Linked DNA regions of Homo sapiens: region 2 is linked to region 1. A link is an interaction called in ENCODE POLR2A ChIA-PET data of the cell type or tissue named here. Cell type or tissue: Panc1. All regions are shown on one strand. Each heading gives the region's core, and the rest is flanking DNA. Links, peaks and the distances in the headings are about the cores only. Region 1 holds the start of LOC105369468 (a long non-coding RNA gene). Region 2 overlaps LOC105369468 (a long non-coding RNA gene).

Region 1 (8,349 bases), core at 319-8,318:
CCAATAGCTTTGCATTCATTCATGGTGAAAGCCAAAGCCTTCAGTAGCCTACAGAGCCCTCCTTGAGATGACTCCCTCTCTACATTTGGACTTCATCTTCTATTATTCTTTACTTCTCATTCATTGCAATCTAGCCACATCAACCTTCTTCAAGTACTTGGATGACATCAGGCATGTTCTCTGCTTAAGACCTTTGCATTGGTTCCCATACCTGGAATATTCTTTCTTCTGCCGTATGTTCTTCAGATATTTGCATGGCAAATTCCCTCCAAGTTTTGCTCAAATTTTATTTTCTGTATAAAGCTACCTTCACCTCCTTCGAATCCAGGTACTTCCATTTCTGTTCTCCAAAGCACTCATCATTTTCTAACATACTATATAGTTTACTTATTTATTATGTTTACTGTTGCTCTGCCTTCTCCTCCTATAATGTAAGCTCCATGAGGGCAGGGATGGTTGTTTTATTCACAGGATGATTACAGCTTCATGGAACCAACTTCATAGCAAATTTTCAGTAAATGTTTTAAAATGACACAGTAAATGAAGAACAGTCTGATTGTGGCACTAGAGATACTGGTAGCTATAATGGAGAATTTTGTTATTTTTGTCTGCTCCATTACACACATAGTCACATACATGTGCTGCTGTCACACAGTGTTAAATTCAAATATGATTACTAAACAGAAAATTATGATGCTATCATATCAATGCAAAATTTCAAAATGAGTTATGTTTATAAACTTTGTAAAATTACATATTTTTTTGCATTCTCCATTACCTTCGTAGGGAATAAATTTTCCTTGGCACTCCATAGGATGGGTTTTACAAAATCTTTCTTCTCCAGGACATTAAAAATGTTCTGAGGCCGGGTGTGGTGGCTCACGCCTGTAATCCCAGCATTTTGGGAGGCCGAGATGGGCGGATCACTAGGTCAGGAGATCGAGACAATCCTGGCCAACACGGTGAAACCCCGTTTCTACTAAAAATACAAAAAATTAGCCGGGCGTGGTGGCGGGTGCCTGTAGTCCCAGCTAGTGGGGAGGCTGAGGCAGGAGAATGGCGTGAACCGGAGAGGCGGAGCTTGCAGTGAGCCGAGATTGTGCCACTGCACTCTAGCCTGGGCAACAGAGCGAGACTCCGTCTCCAAAAAAAAAAAATGTTTTGAGTTTGATCTTCGTATGTAAATCAGGGCTTACAAAGTCTTAAATGATCTGGTCCTCACTAACCTCTCCAACATCTCTCACCTGCCTGTCCTATCAAAATGTGTAATTAAAATAAAAAGTGCTCATCAGTTACTCCACATTTTACATCCTTGATTGCACTTAGTTCTGTCTTGACTCAAGGATTAACATGTGCCATTTTTCTTCCTGTATCCAGCCCTTGCTCCTTCCCCCTTCACCTGGCAAACCTATACTCTTTGTCAGTTTCAGCTTCATGACACTTTATCAAGGTAGTCTTCGCTGACTCTGGGTATCTGGGAAAGATACCTCTTTTATGTGTTCCCATAATCTCTACGTTTTCCCTAGAGTACTACTTTGGAGCTGTATTATTTTACTTTCTAGATTCCCTACACTAGGCTAACAGCTCCATGAGAGCAGGGAACATGATATTCTCTTCTACCAATGGACTCCAGTGCCTAGCAAAGTATCCTGCACATAGATGATCAATACATGTTTGTTATGAAGTGAATTGTGTGCCCCCTCTTCATATATGGAAGCCCTAACCTGAAATGTGATAGTCTTAGGAGATGGGCCCTTTGGGAGACAATTAGATTTAGATGAGGTCATGAGGGTGGAGTCCTTATGATGGGATTAGTGACCTTATAAGAAGAGATATCAGAGAGATTGTGCTCTCTCTCTCTCCCCCTCTCTCTCCCCCTCCCCCCTCCCCCCTCCCCTCTCCCTCTCCCTCTCCCTCTCCCTTTTGCTCTCTCTCTGCCATGTGAAAACACACAGTGAGAAAGTGGCTGTCTGCAAGCCAGAAGAGAGCCTTTAACAGAATCCAATCACGCCGGCACCCTGATCTTGGATTTGCAGCCTCTAGAACTGTCAGAAAATAAATTGTTTTTGTTGAAGCCACCAAGTTTATGGCATTTTGTTATGGCAGCTCAAACTAACTAATGCACATGTTTGATGGATTAAATGAATAACTAAGTAAAAAAATCAATGACTGAATGATTATTTAACAGTGATAATTATCTTATGATCCTAGGCCACTTTGGTGTCTCAGTTGGCCTGGTATTTTTGAGCCTGTAGATGTTATATTTTCTTGCTTTTTTTTTTTTAATGGACATTTTCTTGGTCAACATGATATAATGGAAACTCCAGATCTTCTAGTACATAACAAGACTTTGGGTTTTATGTTAGAAAGGTATTTTCCAAGCTCAATTTAAGAAGAACCATATATCTGGCTGTAGAAATATTGACACTATGAAATCCAAAATTGTTGACTATTTAATAACTACTGCTATGATCGTGTTAATTATATTGAAATAAATCTCCCAGCTAGAAAACAACTGATATGGAGAAATAAGAGGTATTTCATATATATGAAACAAAGACATGGAGAAAGTAAAGCATTTATACTACATACCACAAGAGGTAAATATATTTGCAGAATAGTAAATGGAGAAATATTTTTCTCTTTTTTTTTTTTTTTTTTTTTTGAGACGGAGTCTTGCTCTGTCGCCCAGGCTGGAGTGCAGTGACGGGATCTCGGCTCACTGCAAGCTCCTCCTCCTGGATTCACGCCATTCTCCTGCCTCAGCCTCCCGAGTAGCTGGGACTACAGGCGCCCGCAACCACGCACGGCTGATTTTTTTTGTATTTTTAGTAGAGACGGAGTTTCATCGTGTTAGCCAGGATGGTCTCGATCTCCTGACCTCGTGATCCGCCCGTCTCGGCCTCCCAAAGTGCTGGGATTACAGGCGTGAGCCATTGCGCCCTGCCGAGAAAGATTTTCTATTCCTGGTGGATCCGAGGAGACAGAAAGCTTTTCAAGGGCAAATGCCTGCCTTGTATAAATATGAATAACTTCTTAAAGAAGTTACCCTTCTTTAGTTAAGAACTCACTGTGATGTTATGTAAAAAGAATTTGTCTAACATTCAGAAGGTCTGAGTTTGGGTTACACAGTTAGTAAATAGTGGTCCACTAATTCTTTTTTTTCTTTCTTTCTGAGACGGAGTTTCGCTCTGTCTCCCAGGCTGCAGTGCGGTGGCGCGATCTCGGCTCACTGCAAACTCCGCCTCCCGGGTTCACGCCATTTTCCTGCCTCAGCCTCCTGAGTAGCTGGGACTACAGGCGCCCGCCACCACGCCCGGCTAATTTTTTGTATTTTTAGTAGAGACAGGGTTTTACCGTGTTCGCCAAGATGGTCTCGATCTCCTGACCTCTTCGTCCGCCCGCCTTGGCCTCCCAAAGTGCTGGGATTAGAGGCGTGAGCCACCGCGCCCGGCCGGTCCACTAATTCTTTTAAACTCTGTAAGGCATTTTTTTTTCCTGTTTAAATATATATCGACATTAGATAGCTTTGGCTGTGGCAAAGAGGACCTGCTATTGTAGGTCTGTGGGCTGGCAGTGACTGGGCGGGGCTCATCTGAGATTGGCGGGGCTCGGCTCTGTGCCATGTACTGTCTCATTCCGGAACATGGACGGAAGGCGGGGTCGCTGTTGGGCATGCTGTTCTCAGGAGGGCAAGCAAAGCTCTGGGGCACTGCTTCTGAAAGCCTCTGCTCACAATCGGCAGCTGACACCTGCAGACAATCTCCACTGTTGCAAGTAAGTCATATCGTCAAACAGCAAGTCTGAGGTTGGTGATACACTGTGCTTTGCCTATTGGAAGGAAAGAAATTAATGGAAGCAATAATTCAATATACCACACTCCCTCATTGAGTTGTTGAGTGAATTAAATGTGTTTATTGTATTTTTTTTCTTAACACTAAAGATTTAAGCATAGGTATCAGCATGAGAAATAAAAGGGAGCTACTTTAGCCAGTGGGGCATTATTGTAGACATTAGCAATCAGTTACAGAAGGCTAAGAAGCAAGGGAATACTAGAAAGATATGATAATTAAACTCACTACATTTAAAATAAAAGATGGAAGAAATAACATAGCTTGCAGCAGTCTGGTGAAGAATTTCAGATACGAGGGAGAGATTTTATTATGAACATTTTCTAGTATGGCTTAGGCTTATTTTACTAAAGTAATGCTTACTTGTAAATTATTTCTGTCCATTAAATATTTTGCAATATATTCTAACAGACAAAGTTTGTTCTACATATTCTAACAGCAAAAATTTTTTTGTTGTCAAAACTTTAGATGTGTTCTTATGTGTAATAATGTTTCTTTTTGAATAAGCAGGGAACAAGCATGTGTAAAATTGTGTGCTTAGTTGGTATTACAGTATAATCTTAGGTATTTATCTGATGCCAGCCTCTAGGAAAGTAGTAACTTTTACTAAACATATATGCTCTAGTGCAGGAGGCTCTGGAGCCTTGTACCATCAATTATCCACTTTCTCTTTATTCTAGTGGCTTCTTTATCAGGGAACATAGAAAGGGCCCTATTTCTAGTTTCTATTAATACTACTGATAAGGGAGGGGAAAACCCTCCTTCCAATCAGTGTTTCTTTCTACGTAGCACCATATTATTCTTCAGTGATGTATCTGGGTCTTTGTCGGCTCAATTTTTTTACAATTTCCTCCATTCCTTCCTCAATCCATTGTAGTCTTTTTTTTTTCCTCTGTCATTGATTTAAATTATTAGAATGTTGTTGATGATGTCCTAATATTAAACGCAATGGAAAATTTCCAATTCCTATATTACTTTGACTCCTCTGATACTTGACACACTATGAGACATTCTCCCGTGAATTCTCACTTTCTTTGGCCGATGTGACATCCAACCTTTGGTGCCCCATCCACCTGAAAGATCACTCCATCTTTTTCTTTACTGACAGTTCTCTGTCATCCTTCTATGATGTGGCATTCTTCAAAGATTCATCTTCAGGTCTTTGGAAATGTTACGCACTGTCATCCTTATCCTGGGTCTAACCATTATCTTTCAGCTTATATATCCAGTCTAAATCAGTTTCTGAGCTCCAGACTCATTTCACTGTACTTCTCATTTTTACTTAGCCAACATGAACTTCAAGCTTGATGAGTTCAAATGGAAAACGATATTCTCAACACTCTTCTCTCTTCCTTTTTTCCTTCTATGTTTTATATCTCAGTTAATACTGATGTTTAGAAGGAGCTCAGACCTCTACATTAAATAAAAATAGTGTGTAATTTTGCTCTTAACATATAGTATGACTAAGATTAGTTTTATTCATCATATTTTAAAGCCAATGGAAGTAGAGTCAAATCAATATAGTTTTTGCTGAAAAATTGTGGCAAATTCTAGAGTATTAGTTTTTTATTTGGGACAATATATTTAAAACTTAAGAATTATTGGCTGGGCATGGTGGCTCACACCTGTAATCCCAGCACTTTGGGAGGGCCAAGGTGGGCGGATCATGGGTCAGGAGTTCAAGACCAGCCTGTCCAACATGGTGAAACCCAGTCTCTACTAAAATAAAAAAAATTAGTCTCTACCAAAAATGTAAAAATTAGCCAGGTGTGGCACCCATAATCCCAGCTTCTCTGGAAGCTGAGGTGGGAGAATCACTAGAAGCTGGGAGGCAGATGTTGCAGTGAGCCGAGATCGGGCCATTGGACTCCAGCCTGGGCAACAGAGTGAGACTCCATCCTAAAAAAAAAAAAAATGTCAGTGATATCAACATGAGAATGGAAACTTTTTTAAAAAATTTGTGTTTTAGCACCTAATGCATTGCCAATTACAATGCCAGTAAAGAAATTAAAAATATCATTAAGATGTATTTATAGTAGTTTACATGGTATAAAATAACTTCAATCATGTGTGTTTTCTTAGACTTTAAACTATTTAACATATTTATACCTAAGAAATAAAAAGGACCACATAACATAATAAAAAAAGAAGAGAAAAGTTCAGCTTTCACGGTATTAGTGTGGCAAAGCAGACTTTCATGAATTCAATCAGAAAGGTATGTTAGTCTTGGCTATAGCTTATGACACTGAAATTCATGGTTATGGAGGTGATGGATGAGGCTATTTGTCAATAAAATAATTTCATAAAATTAATGAGAATAAGAAGATAATTTTGATTAGAAATGGGCAAAGACAAGGAAAAGGAGGTTCACTAAAGTCTTTGAAAGACAGAAAAATATTATTTTAAAACTTCCTGGAGGCCAGGCTCAGTGGCTCACGCCTGTAATCCCAGCACTTTGAGAGGCTGAGGCAGGCAGATCACCTGAGGTCAGCAGTTCGAGACCAGCCTGGCCAACATGGTGAAACCCCATCTCCACAAAAATACAGAAAAAATTAGTCGAGCATGGTCATATTTGCATCTAATCCCAGCTACTCAGGAGGCGGAGGCAGGAGAATTGCTTGAACCCAGGAGGTGGAGGTTGAAGTGAGCTGAGATCGTGCCACACATTTCTAAATGATGTTTATGCTGGGCTTTTCCCAATACCCATAGTTCTATTGGTCTCCATGAAATATTTCATATGAGTAGCAAAGTGTTATAGAAAATAAAGGCATATATTTTTAATTCTTATTTTTTATTAAGATGAATTTTTGATAATTAATATTACTTTATTCATATGCTTTTGCTGTTGTGTTATGAACTTTTTTCTTCCTTTAAAAAATAATTCATGATTCACTTTTAAACTACTTTAAAAGTAATTCATGCTTCATAAAGATATTTTGGAAAATAAAAAGAAATGGTAACTCACCCAAATTATTGGGTGTTTCGGTAAATTTCATTTTAGTCTTTCTCTCTGCACACACACACACACACACACACTAACACACACACGACACATATTTACATCTACATCTATATAGATCAATAATGATTGACATATTATAAAAAAAATTTTTTTCTAAACATATATCATGTCCTGTATTTTTCACTTGATATTATAATACATTCTCTACATTTCATAAAGACATTCTGTACATTATATATAGAGAGAATGAAATGTCTAATATTCCTCTGAATGTAGATTCCTAACATTCCACTAAAGATTGAAAATCTAAATTATTTTCAGTTTTTCATAATCAGAGACTGTTCTCACAAATGAAAAATTCTATATCATAGTCTATAGATATTAAGACAACTAATAATATGTGATATTAAATTTTTACTCCTATCATCAATGTATGAGAGTAGCATTTTTGTTTTGCTGTTAGTACCATTTTAGTGTCTCCCCAAAAGTATTTGCTAATGAAAATGTTCAAAATAAGATATTAATATTTCAAATTTATAATGCTGATATTACCAAAGAGAACACATACTTTCTACATTTTCAAATTTATTTATGAAGGTATTCCTGTTGTTCATTTACATATTGGAATCTTTGCATTTCTCTTAGTAGCTTGTACACTCTCTCTCTTCCTTCTTTTATAAAATATTAATCCTTTGAGCCAATGAATTGAACCCTTAAAAATTCTTTATGTGGTAATACTTTTTGATTTTCTCCAGTTACTGCAAATATATTCTTAATTGTCTTTACTCGTTTTAGCATAATTTGTATAATAAATAGCAAATAATTTTAGTTGTTTAAAACAGTGAAATATGTTAATCTAGTTATTTTTTAAAAATATTTTCCATTGCTTGGAAACTTAGACTTTACCTTCTTCACTAATTTGATCATTTTATATATATATATATATAAAAAATTACATCTGTTACATTCATCATTCATTACATCTGTTTATGGTTTTATTTTCATGTTTACATATATGTATATTTTTGGTCTTATTTTCATATATTTTTATATATGAGAAATATAGACTAGTAAATATATATAAATTGATGAACTATATATATAAATATATAAATACATATGTAAATACATATACATTTATGAATTGATTTTCATGTATTTAACTTTTTAATTCATCTGAGATTCCTTTTTGCCTTTAGAGTAAGAAATACTTTGAATTCTTTTTCATTTTTTGTCTAAGTAATTGTCTCAACCTTTTGGTGCTGCATTTTAAATTTTATTTTATATATACTAGAATGAATTTTGTAAATTGTTCTTGAGATGAGCTATGATGAAAAATTGCCTGGGTTAAAATCTCTCCTTAATTTTCTGTTTGGAGACTAGTTTTTTAATAAGCACTTTGTCTCAGCTTCCTCATCCGTAAGAAGGGGAGAACAGTAATAATAATGATAGCACCTATGGCAAATAGTTCTCTGAAGGATGGAGTTAATTTATATTTAACAATTATCCTATGACCAGGCCGTTTTTATTATTTTA
Region 2 (8,349 bases), core at 211-8,210, 160 kb after region 1:
GAGAGAGACATATATACAGCATGTGTATATTTACATATTTATATTTTATATTTCTTGGGAGCTATCTCTGTACATGTGCTTTATTCACATTGAGACCCATGTTGCCCTGCATTAAAAAAAATGCCAGAGCCCAACTAAAATTTCCATATGCTACTTTAATTTCATCATTTCCTTTTCAGGGATGATTCAACAATGTTTAACTCAACAAATATGTGTTGAGCACTTTCTATGGGACAGGTACTCTAAATCCTACAAGTATAACACTTAACAAAACAGACAAAGGTCCGTGTTCTCATAGGACTAATGTCCTTGTAAGGAGTAACATGTAACAAACAACAGACCTACTGAATAAGCTAATGATGTGGTTTAGTAGAAGCTGATAAAAGCTGATGGGAAAGAAAAAGGTGAGCAGGTGATAGGAGAATCAGAAGTATGGAAAATAAGTGTCAGCAACAATTTTACATTATTAGAGCTGTGGTTATTAAGGGTGTAGAATGTGAGTACAAGTTTAAAGACTTACTTTGACTGATAAACTGCAATATATGTAAACTAATGTGGAGGTAGAAGTGACTGAGGCAGAGAGATCAGTAAGGGGGAAATCATGATTGCTCATTTTAATGGCCATCAGGTAGTGCATTATCCAGAGACATTTTGTATTGGAGATATTTAATGGAATAAACCTTAAGATATTCAGGCAACAGTTTGGAATTCAAGTGCAGCACTTTGCAGTGAATTTGAGATTGTAGGTGACTTTTTTTTTTCTGCATCTAACCACCTTTTCTATGTTTGGGGTCTCCCTTTACATTATGAGGTAGTTTCTTACTCTAGAAACAAAAAGATGCCGGGGAAAATTTTCCTAGCCCTCCTTGCAGCTGTAGTCCAGATTCACCTTCAAGGCTCTAATGATATGATTTATCTATGCAGATTTTAAAACAAAAAGCTAGTACATTAAAAGCGAGGGTAATATATACTCTCTTTTTTAAGGGGGCAGAAAAGTGCCACTTACAGCAGTTTTCAGAGTTAGGAATAGATGCACTTAGATAATGGTGCAGCAACAAGATCTGTTCCTGGTCCTGTTTTCATGTGACCATTTCTATGACACTTTGTAAGAGTTGTTTCTGACTGTCTATCCTCCAGACCAAGCTCCATAGCCCTTCCCCCAAATTCTGTGTTTAGCAAAACATCCTTTAATAAATTGGTTTTCTGACTGATTCAGGCAGAGTTACAATTGTTTAGGAATACAAAACAAAGCAAAACTACTAACTGACAGTGGGACCAAAGGCATATATGAAGACGTCACATATGAATACTTATAATGATTCAAATTAAAGCATAAAGAGTACAAATAAAATAATTGAGAACTAAAGAAAATAAAAAGAATTGAGTGGGAATATTTGATGGAATATACTTGGAAGGAGAAAGAAGAATCTAAACAGGAGTAGTCTTAATATGGGAGAAAAACCACTAAATGCTTTGTAAATAATAAGATTAGAGAGTATTTCAGGGAAGCCTCAAATTCAACAGAGATCATTGAAAACTTTATTCAGAATTTTTAAGAGCTTTTTTTTTAGTAAAGAGATTGTTTAGTGACATTCTCACAAACTCACAGCTACCTAAATTAAGAAAGCACCATGAGGTAATCACATTAGTAATCTAACTAGTAGTGTCCTTTGCATCAATTCAACCACATTCACCACCATCAGCACATAATTTAGTGCTTAATTCCTTCAATTATATATATATATATATATATATATATGTAAATTTGTCAAGCTTGCCAGGTAACAACTTCCAAGGGGGTATGCAATATTATTTATATTTTCCTTATGTCCTAGTCTAAGATACTGCACTAGAATGTTCTCCAAACTATCTAGAGGCTGTCTTTGTGTTTCAAGGTATCTGTCATATCCCTACTTACTTTTGCTGCCTTAGCCTGTTTCTTGACACATGCAATTTTCCATTCTGCATTTCACAGCCAAGTAGACTCTCAGTTATGTCATCATAATTTTGTTTTCAATTCAGGTCTTTGGTTCATGAGTTGAACATCTTCTCTGCACTTTGTTATGTATATCTGTGCATTTTCTCAACGCCCAAGGGAAGAATACACAGAAGTGTGTGATTCTAACACTCACCCACCACTGAGGTCTGGAAGTGGAGCATAGGTCCTTTAGCAATCTCAGCAAAACCTTTTGGGGTTCCACTGATTCAGTTGCTAAGAAACTTGTTATTCAGAAATTTTGAGAATAGCTTTGGCTTCTTCCACTGACCTCCCTCTTGTAGATGAGGTTCTTGAACCACTTTGAGTGCTGAATATCAGCTTCCTATACTGGTATTGAATACAATTGAAACCTCTGCTTACTGCTGTCTCCTCCATGGACACATAATTGATTTCCAGAAATTTGTTCTGGTTATTTTAATTAAAGATAACAAAAAGCTGTTGCCTGTCACCTGTCATCATCTCAAACGAACCTGACTCTTAACAGAAGATCCAGAAGTAAACTCTCCTAGAAGTTTGTCTTCATCATCTGTGACACAGGCTTTTCTGCTCATTAATTATTTTGAGTGTTCATGAATAACGTAAAATCACTGAGCAGCAAAATTACAAGATGTAGTCCCAAAATTTCAATTTTAGATATTTCAGAAAAAAACATGACTTGCAAACTTCTTTACTGGCAATTTCTTATCTGCAGAGTGACTAGATTAAAGAGTACCTTTGGAAGTTAGATATAACATATCACATTTTCCTGTTAACAGCATTGTCCTTAGACCTGGGCAGGGAGGCAGCTGCTTTACACTCCACATATGTGGTCTGTGGCAGCAGGCCACAGACATACTAAAAGGCTATGAAATAAATTAAGGGCAGCTATAAAATTATTCTAATCAAATCCAGAACTTGAACAGTTCAGATGAAATACCTGGACTGCCTTAGTCTTTAATTAATGAACATTTAATTATGATCAATATAATAAGAATATAAAAAGGCAATTATTTCTATCAAATTCAGATCTCAGAAGCAACAAATGCAGCTCTGATCTATTAGAAAGATAAAATATATTCAGAAAATTAGCAGATTCTATGAAAACTCATGAAAATATTCATCACATCTTTCTGGCATTGTAAAAATGTTTCTATCAAAACAGCTTCTGATTCAGTTTAACTACATAAAATTACTTTGGGTTACAGGGCAGAAATTTCAGTATTTTATTTTGAATCATTTTTAAAATGGAAAAAAGAAAATGTAGTAATTAGCTTTTAAATACTAACTTAAAATGCAATGTATTTTGCTTCTACTATTACATGTACTACAAGTTAGTTTCACATTTAGTTTTTCCAATTAAATTATCTATGGCTAGAAACATTTGATACTCTATTAAAAGACCACAAATCCACTTGGAAACAAAACATTTCATATCTAATTGTAGAACTGAAGAACAAAGCTAACTAATTAAAAATATCAACAGTATTGAATCAAGACAAATACATTAGAAAACAGAACATTAGTATAATATTCTTAAAAGGATGGTATCTTGTATCTACATGTAATCCCACATAATGGTGTACATGTTTTGGTCTTTACTAGCATAGTGTGTACTAGAAAAAAAATTTCTGAATTTATTAAGTATGATTTTAAAATTTGATCTATAATGAACAAATTCATATGAAGGATAAAAATAATTTAATGACAGAAATAATCAGTATGTGGGATGGAAAATTTAAGCTAATATTATTAATCAAATGCATAATACATTTAGAGATCCTGTAATACTTAAAATAAATAATTAGGAAAAATGTGACTTCTGGAATGGTAGCGTGGTAAGTTCTGCAAACCTTCTTTCCAGAAAATGATCATATTGAAGAAACTATTTTAAAGAAGTCTTTGGAAATTGTTTCATAGCAAATAAATATTTTTTTCAAGAAAATCTTCTAAATTGTGATACCAAGAGCCAGTCTGTGTCACTTAGCCATGACTTGCTTTCTCCTTCTCTCTCCCATCTCAAAATTTCTTTTATTTCCTTTTTTTTTTTTTTCAGACTCTCCAATCTGAGTGAGTAGGGCCAAGAAAATGAGGCTCTCTCTCTCTCCTCATCTCAGTTAAAGGATATGTTATCTCACCAGGAGGGGCAGGTTGCCAACTTTTCTCATACCTCTCAGCAATAAATTGCACAGGCTAAATTCCTAACATTTGAAGCTAGAGGTTGGGGTTTTTCTTCATTCACTCAACCCCGTCTAGTAGAGTGGAGGCTCACTGCTAGTCATGGCAAGCCAAAAAAAATTGAGGAAATGATTGTCCCTCTCCAGCTCCCTCACAGAGTGGAAGATACATGTGGGGGAGGCAGCCTGCGAAGATGAGCAGTTACCTTCCCTACCAACATGATAAGCCCTTGGAGATGCCTGTAGGCACTGGTTCTGAACGTCATCCCTAATTTGCCCTGTGTCCCCTGCTGGTCCTCAAAGGCACCCTACCCAGGGGCACTTGGCGGGACTTAACTGAGGAGGAGCTGGTGTGTCTCTGTCACTCTGGAAAAATTACACCACTCTCCTTGCTCTCACTCTAGAGCAGAGGTTCCAATGTTTTGCCATGGTAAAGAGGGAGTCCATAAAAACAGAGCACTCCAAAGCTCTCTATAAAGCAACTAACTTAATTGGAAACTGACTGTTGGGACATTCAAGCTAAGAGTTGCTCAGAAACAAAGGCTGTTTTGATGATAAGCAATTATGAGCAACATGCTAAAATATAGACCGGAAACTTTACCATAGAGACAACCAGATGAAGAGACAACTAACAATGCCCCTCCTGTGTTCAGAACAAACCACAAAACTTGCCTCAAAAACTAGCTCTGCAATTGGCCTTGGTTGACTTGGATCAGACTGTGGGAGCAATTTATACTTTAGGGTATCATGGAAAACAACAGACCAGTCAGCCTTCCATTAGTGGAGGCTAAAATCTGGGTGTGCTATATGCAGAGGCAGACCCCTTAACAGAGAGAGCAGGGAGAGAGATAGTCCAATAGAATCCTGCTAAAACCACTGCTATTCTAAGGTGATTATCCTCTGCCTGAGGCTATGTCCTCTGAGAACATCTATGGCTTCACACTGAAGGAGAAACAGACTTTACTAAAATGGTACAGCCAAGTCAATAAACAAGAAGAAACCAAAGTTGAAATTTATAAATATCTCATTGCTTCTTGTAAGAAGTGGATACACTAAGTGTAGAACTAAAAAAGATAACTATTTTCAAATTTACACAGTGATTTTAAAGCTTGTCAAAGTCAAGTTGGAAATGTTCACGGTTACATGACTGATAAAGAAAAAAAAATACAAGCCAGAATTTTGGCTGAATATCTAGAAGCATTCCTTTTTCATATATGATAAATTGGTTGAATTTGTCTCTAGAAAAAGTCCTCAAAGATGTTGAAATAATAATATTTCTTGGAGCAACTCTAAGACTATATATGATATTTTCTGAATCTGCCAAAATATTTGAGAACCACACTCAGGCACAATATGGGAATGCAGACTAAATGTTGTTAAAGCGATTGTTTTAAGTATAGAAAAATGTAAGATCACTAGAGGTAGTAAGCAAAATAACAGAAAATCCTTCAAGAATCATGCAAGAAAAAACACTAAATTTGTACTATTCACAATTATTTGGAATAAATTATTGCTTACTAAAATTGCTATGTTAGCAATAGCTTACAAAAAATCAAACATCTACAGTATGCTATTTTATTTTTACTATAATTAAATTTATTTGATTTGTTAATCAAAATAAACTGCATTGAAATATTCAATATGTAGAATTTCAACAAAATAAGGAAATTGGAATAAAAACTAAAAACATTTACATGATTATGAAATAAAATAGTCACATACAAATAATACTGCAATTAATATCTGCAGAATTTATATTCTGGCCATTATAAATCAAGGTATGTCCCTGATGGAAAAATAAATAAATAAAATAAACAATAGAAACAGAATAAAAACTATTTTGACTCAGAATCCTATGTTATTTTTTCCTTTTTGTGGTGTGTGTGTAATTAACAGTGAGTTTTCTGAAGAGGTCTTATTGCTAGCCACTTGGAATACTGTTGTTACCTGGTTAGAAAATATAGCATTAAACATCTGATTTATTTACTCATCTTCAAACATAAGGAATTATCAAAAACGGTTTGAAAGTCTTTGGACCATTCAAAAACCAGTTGAACATGTTTATGTTTCATAGATAGAACAGAAAACTCAGATTAAGAAGGGGTTAAAGTCAATGAAATGAAGTTCTCTAGGGAAGAAAGCAGAAGAGATATCTAGGAATGGAAACTTTAAAGGAAAATGGAATGAAATCACATTATAAATTGTAGAGTGACTGGAACCTAATCTATGAAAACGGATAGGGCTGTGACCTGTATTGAGTTATTGCTCAGGAGGACAAGATTAATCAGAAATAGCCAAGCAACCAGGACCTAGGCTGAGACAGCAATGTACATGAACTGCCAATAGATGACCTGATTCTGAAAGCTATAGTCATATGGGTCAGGGAGAAATAATCAGAGTCTATCTATCAGACCAAAAAGAATGAAGAAAAAGAGATTACAAAGGCAGAATAAAAAGAAAATATTTTTTCATAAATTCCTTCTTACACTAAAAAGAATGTCAAACTACAAAAAAACATTAAATAATTAAGAAAGCCAATTCGCTCAACAGAAGATTTTGCCCCTTTCAATCTTCATATAATCAAGAAATCTATTGTAAAAAAAAAAAACTATAAGAAGCACATATAACAGTATTATAAAGGGAAGAAAAACATGCATAAAAATTAATGAATTACTACAAAGAAAAAATGGCCACAATAATAAAAAATAGTTGAAGATTAAAATAACCAATTATAAATAATAGAAATTTTAAAATGTTATTAAAATAGAGAAACAAGAGACAAGATAAATTCTAGACTTCTAAAAGGAAGTAATTATTTCAAAATAATCTTGGAATTCACCCATAAATCAGCACACCACCATATGGAGGTTGATATAATGAAAAATATGCTAAAAACATTAAATTTAAGATAAAAATGTCAAATCATATTTTTACAGAAACAAAACAAATATATTAGAAAACATGAGGGAGGCACAATCTTTAAAAACATGACTGAGAATTTTCCTGAAATAAAGAACGAAGAATCTTCATATAAAGTTTTGTTTTATTTTATTTATTTATTTTTTTTGAGATGGAGTCTCATTCTGTCACCCAGGCTGGAGTGCAGTGGCGTCATCTCAGCTCACTGCAAGCTCCGCCTCCTAGGTTCACGCCATTCACCTGCCTCAGCCTCCCTAGTAGCTGGGACTACAGGCACCAGCCGCTACACCCAGCTAATGTTTTGTATTTTTAGTAGAGACAGGGTTTCACCATGTTAGCCAGGATGGTCTCGATCTCCTGACCTTGTGATCCGCCCGCCTCGGCCTCCCGAAGTGCTAGGATTACAGGCATGAGCCTCGCACCCGGCCTCTTCATATAAAGTTTTATTTAAAGTGCCAAATAGGAAAAGTAAAACTATGTACATAAGTTTATGTACATATATAGTAAAACCCTGTGACATCAAATACATAAGAGAAAAAAATTAAAACAACTGATGAAAGAATGGCAAATTATCCACAATGGAATGTTAATTGTCTTGACAGCAGCAATATCTCATTAGCAATAGTAATTGACTAAAAGATTGTGACATAGTAAGACATATATTTGGTCTCTGCCTTCACTTTCTGACACTGAGCTTCTGAAACACTTGTAATTTCCTAAATGATAAGGTGATAGGAGCGTCTTCTGTTATATTAGGTCTCAATCCTTGGTTCCTGACATAAGAACTTCTAAGAACCTTGAAATTTTCAGGATAATGAGTATCTCTGGTATGCTAATGAGATGACTGGTGGCTGGATTCTCTAGACAGCTTTATAATTGGAAAGAGCAAAACATGATTAAGAATTGGCACTGCCAATTTAATCAATAATGCTTATGTAATGGAACATCTATAAAAACACTAATAAGGGGGTTAGGGGAGCTTCCAGGTTGGTGAACACATACACATGACAGGAGGGTGGCTCCACCGAACTCCACCAGGACACAAGTGTCCTGAATTCAGGACCCTTCTGGATCTCACCTACGTACCTCCTGATCTTGCTGTTCATCTGTATCTTTTATAATAAACTGGTATTAGTAAGTAAAGTGTTTCTGTGATTTTTGTCAGCTGTTTTAGGAAGTTATCCAAACTGAGAATGGGTTCATGGGAACCCCCAGTTCATACACAAATTAGACAGAAGTGTAGGTAGCCTAAGAACTCACTACTTGAAATTGGCCTCG

Evidence for each region. Peaks named below come from ENCODE experiments on the same cell type or tissue, not always from the same donor. Only the 100,000 strongest peaks of a DNase experiment are listed, where the experiment ranks them.
Region 2: POLR2A ChIA-PET joins it to region 1 with 10 read pairs; 2 of 35 experiments call an interaction of 5 or more read pairs at or near these places.

The regions. Positions count from the first base shown.
Region 1 is chr11:105,510,910-105,519,258 of GRCh38, reverse strand. It overlaps LOC105369468 (a long non-coding RNA gene), which reads left to right and starts at 3,262. Exons shown (of 6, transcript XR_007062871.1): 1 at 3,262-3,777. In Panc1, for the core only: CTCF peaks have their summits at 3,523 and 3,728; DNase peaks (open chromatin) are centred at 3,078 and 3,648; H3K4me3 peaks cover 2,814 bases; H3K27ac peaks cover 3,190 bases.
Region 2 is chr11:105,353,746-105,362,094 of GRCh38, reverse strand. All of the region lies in intron 2 of LOC105369468 (a long non-coding RNA gene), which reads left to right. Among named protein-coding and RNA genes, the nearest start is that of CARD18, 220 kb to the right of the region's middle. In Panc1, for the core only: no CTCF peak of the experiment used is centred there; a DNase peak (open chromatin) is centred at 247.